Linked DNA regions of Mus musculus: region 1 is linked to region 2. The links are chromatin loops, found by intact Hi-C in ENCODE. Cell type or tissue: heart. All regions are shown on one strand.

The links. Peaks named below come from ENCODE experiments on the same cell type or tissue, not always from the same donor. Only the 100,000 strongest peaks of a DNase experiment are listed, where the experiment ranks them.
Region 1: it touches region 2 in a loop (2.7-fold over the local background); 9 of 42 quality-filtered maps call a loop at or near these places.

What each region holds. Positions count from the first base shown.
Region 1 is chr10:112,081,259-112,083,758 of GRCm38, forward strand. Glipr1l2 (GLI pathogenesis-related 1 like 2) reads left to right here and starts at 2,096. Exons shown (of 6, transcript NM_026223.2): 1 at 2,096-2,342. The coding sequence starts at 2,118. In heart, no CTCF peak of the experiment used is centred here; no DNase peak of the experiment used is centred here.
Region 2 is chr10:112,137,640-112,140,139 of GRCm38, forward strand. No RefSeq gene overlaps it. Among named protein-coding and RNA genes, the nearest start is that of Glipr1l3, 21 kb to the right of the region's middle. In heart, a CTCF peak has its summit at 1,048; no DNase peak of the experiment used is centred here; H3K4me3 peaks cover 421 bases.

The DNA of each region.
Region 1 (2,500 bases), 56 kb before region 2:
ATGACCTATCAAACAAAAGACCTGGAAGAAGTTTAAGTGTGACACTGTGGTCGGTGAAACTCTCCTTGTTTAACACGAAAGTTAATAATTTCAATGGTATGTAATATGTAATGATAGATTGTTAGACATATGTCCAAATCCACAGAATGTATTGCATCCAAATGAACCTTAATGTGAACTGTGAAGTCTGCACAGTAAGGCGCCACTGTGGGTTCACTGATTATAACACTATACAATTACACTAACTCATGGGTTGTTTTTGTTTTTCTTTTTGATTTTTTGTTGTACACAGGATTATTAATGGACATGTGACTGGGGAGGGTTTTTTTTTTTTTTCATTTTGTTGCTTTGATAATAGTCTTTTAGAGTTGCTTTTATAATAGTCTTACTATTATAGCCTGAGATAGTCTGAACTTGCTGGGTAGCCCAGGCTGGTCTAAAACTCATAATTTTCCTGCCTCAGACTCCTGAGTCCTGGCCTCAGAGGAAAATAGCACCATGCTTAGCTCCAGTAAAGGATGCTGATAGTGGAGAAAACTTTATGTTTTTCGAGGAGAGAGATCATGTGAGACATAATTGTACTTCTCAACCTACAAACTTCCCTCTAAAGTGCTCATCTTTTGTTAAAAGAAAAAAAAAAGCTAAATAAAATGAAAAATTACCTTTGAGATTTAATGGCAAAAGTGCTTTTTTAGACAAATTACTTGACCTCCCCATGAACTGACTTTCTATCTGCTTCAGGAGATTCAGATGATAAGTGTTTTATAACGTTAATTTAAACAATTTAAAATAATATTCACAACTGCACTGTAATTCACTGTCTTGATGGAGAGACTCATTTCTACTGTTCTCAGCTTTTATAGCGTCATGGACTCTATAGGAAGTATCATAGAAATATTTATCAACATAATTGAAATCTCCATTGAGATGTGACCATTGTTAGGTTCGGGATGGAAGCTGAAAAAAAAAATCATTTTAGAAACGGAAGCTTAAAAATGAAAGCTTTATTTTCTGAGCGCTCTGGAAGGTGGCCAGTTCCGGATTGGAAGCACATCCCTCAAGGGAGATTGTACAACATTTTCAAGGATAGGAACACAAAGTAAGGTGGGGCAGGAGCTGTATTGTATTTTGACATTATATGTTAAACAAAGGATTATCTGATGGAGACTGGGCTGTATTCGGAGCTCTTGGCTTCAAGATCCTTAGTTATTTCTCCTAGACTTTAGGTCCAGAGCTCAGAGAGATAAAGGGACAAAGGCCTGTGAACTTGTTTAACCCTGCCAGCAAGCTATCCTGAAGCTGATCAGCTATAGGGAAGTCCCCAGCTGCCCCAGGGCCTGGGACCTTGAATTTAGTTTCTCCCTAAGACTGAATATAGTCTGAAAAGGGAATGGTAATACTTAGAATAGAGCAACCATCACTAGTCCATATTACATTAGAGAATATGTCTGATAAATGGGGTCCATACAAGTATCAAAATATCTCCCAAATATAAAATCACTTCATTCCCATTTGAAAGGGCAGGCTATGTCTTGTCCTCTCAACCATTTAGTGTGCTGCCTGGCAGTAAGCATTAAAAGAATAAAGGCACAACTGGAATCATCTTTTGTAGGCTCACCGCTTTTCATGACATAAATCAACGGTAATTTTCACTTCTTTTTAGTTATTTCGGGATAAATATTAAAGAGAATGCTCTGTCCCAAAGAGTGACAACTATAAAAACACTTCACAACTCAATAAACAAGAAAAACAAACAAACAAACAAACAAACAAAGGTGAGCTGAATGTTAGTAACATGGGAAGAAAGACAGTTTCCCCTTCCAGGGGAACTCAGATTTTTTAATCATTCAACACAGACTAATGTTTGATCAATGAATGATCACAGCCTTTGGTGTCACAAGTCAACTCTAGCTAGTGCTCAATTAGTCTTGTGAAAAACATGTACTCATTTAATTTTAATCTGTCTTTGGTCATTCGGTAGACATTTATCATGCATTTTTCTTCTCGCTTCTTGCTTCTCCTTCTCTTCTCAATTAAGAGCCCTCCCTCGATCCGTAGATTGGCAGGTCACAGGGGTGGACTGGCGCCTGCGCACACTGGCTTGTCCGCCGGTGACCATGAAGGCCTCTCTGCCTTGGTCTGTAGTATGGCGTGCCCAGTCGAATTACGTACGGCTAAGAAGAGTACTGAAGCTGTGTGAACTGTGGCTTCTATTGGTGGGCTCAGGTTTGAACGCCAAACTTCCGCTTGAAGAGGATGTAGACTTTATCAATGAATATGTGGGTCTCCATAATGAGCTTCGAGGCACGGTCTTCCCCCCAGGGGTGAACCTGCGCTTCATGGTGAGGCCAGAAAGCTGTTTCTCAGGCCACGTTTCCAGAGCGTGGGGAAGCTCAGAGAAAATCTCATTTGAGTTTAAAAATACATCTTTTTAAATGTAGCCATTACCTCTCTGATACGTGATCAGTTCCATTGTTTTGCCCAGAACCAATTGTGGGAA
Region 2 (2,500 bases):
CCCAAATAAAATCTCACAAAGTTTGTGCCAGAAACCACTGTGCTCATTCAATTTTAAGAGGAAGGATAATTCAGATTTGGTGGAAGAATAACAAGGAGAAGGAAATAAAAAATGCTGGCTAGAAAAACATATCTTCGGTAAATAGGACTATATGAGCATTATGGTCTGATGCACCCCCACCCCCCAAGAATAGCTGTAGCCATTTTGTTCCATGCCTGCCTGCTATTTCATATTGTTGCTGTAACAGGCCTACCAGTCATTGACACAGAGAAGTGACTTGACTCAGAGAAAGGACATGCTGACCACATACCCTGTTTTGTTCTGTCTCTTCTGAATGTCCTGTATGAGGTTTTCTAATCTTAAGAAATCCCACAAAACTTTATGCAGGACCCACTGAATCAAAGATAAATATTAACTGTTATGTCTAAAATATCTTGAGTCAGGGCTGACCTCTTGGCAGCACTTACTGCACCTGTGTACAAGCTCATTGAAGTTTTTCCTTTATAAGCAGACAGAAAATGATATCCACTGTCATAGTTCAGATAATTCTAAGCTATATCCCTGTTTTGACCAGTACTAGGGTGTGCATTGAATTATTTTTGCATGAGATCACTGTTCATATGGTTTGTGTGCCGATTCCTGAACCCCAACACTGAGGAAATACTGACTACACAAGATAGAGAAAGTGAACAAGAAACAAATTGCCAATTGAAGGAGCATTTCACAAAGTAGCATCAGGTTCTAAGCGATTGCTCTGCTGTTGAAGGCACCTGTCCACTTAAGTTACATCCCCAGAGTCCACAGGTCAGAAGAGAATTGACTCTGAAAGTTGTCTTCTGATATCTACATGCTTGTCATGGCTTGCACTTGTGAATATGTATGTGCCTGTGCATATGTGTATACATACACAGTAAAAAAACAAAAATTTAAGTGTATTAGAATTTTATAAATTTAACAGGAAAACAAAATCTCATTTCATAGTTAATTTACCAAATGATTGAAAATATCCAAGCTAGTGAAATTGGAGAGCCGCAATAACATTTACCATCATAAGATGGCGCTGTCTCTGCAGTGCCTTATGCCACCTAAACAAAGAAAGGGGTATGTGCGCATGTGCAAGGAGCAAAAGCCTGCCAAGTCACTAGCCCATCCAGGGGCATAGGAGATCGTGGGTGAAGCTGCCAGTCGGTTATAGACACGTCACACCAGGGGGTATTTAAGCAACACGTTTCTGAGCCTTCTTTGTCTTTCTCATCAACATGTAATAAAGATTAGCTACGGAAGGATCTTGTGCCCCGTGTGAGTTCCTGCGGGCGGGAACAATATCTCAGGACAAGTGAAGACATAAAAACACAACACTAACATGTTGCTGGTATTCACTGAATGTGCCACTGTTGTTGTCAATAGTAACTGCTGTATTTCAATTTTTAAAAATCGTTATATCTTTAAAGTCTTACTTCAGAACTTTTTGTGAAGGAACTAATCCTCAAGACAGAAAAGACATATCTCTAGGAATGGAGGTCTCATGTATTTTGTAAGATGAATTAGAATTGCTAACCAGACTAATAAGGAAAGGGTTTCTTACTTGCTAGATTTTTGCAATCATTTTTTAATGGAAATCATGAAATCTCCAATTAATGAGCTAATTAATTGGATTCACATGTTTTCCCAAGGCCAGATATATCTCAGGTCTGATTCCTCTGACCAAGAATTAAGAGTCCTGCTGCCCCTGGCTTTAGAAATTATAGATTACATTAAATCTCCCAGACTTAACGCCTTCTGATCCTGGTAATAGCCAACTAGGTATATAACTAGTGAAAATTCAATGCAGGCAAAAAAACAAAAACAAAAACAAAACAAACAAACAAAAACAAAACAAAAACAAAAAAAACAAAAACAAAAACCCCAGAACTCTGGAAAACTGGAAGAAAAGAAAAAAAACAAACAAATCTTAATTGAGTTTTTTGTTTGTTTATTTTTGGAAGAATCATTGTGAAAACATTTACAGTGGAAAATAAAATAAAATAGGGTCTGATCTTATATTTGAATTACCCCAAGAGCCTCACTTTTTACTAATTCACATCCAAGGATCTTTGATAAGATTATATTGATTCTTAAAGTTTGAAAAACAATTGCATTAAAACACAATTTCTGAGGCAGGAGTTGGGGAGCACCCTCACAGACTTTAACATTTATTCTTGAGTTTGAGGGGTAATTTATATATTTTGCATAACAGTCATGGATCAGGTATGTTTTTTAAAAATATTTCCTGCTTTTGTTGTTGTTGTGTGCAAAAGTTCATTGCCAAATAGAGTTAAGAAGCACTTCTGCTTTTGTCTTCTACAAATGATTGCAGAACACTGTTGCAATAGTTTCCTTTTTGTTTGTTTTGGTTTCTCCCATTGTATGGTATCTTCCCCACCCCCTGCTGTACTGGAGCTCACTCTGTGGAGCCCATGCTGGATGAAAAGTCCAAGATTCGCCTGCTCCTGCCTGTGTA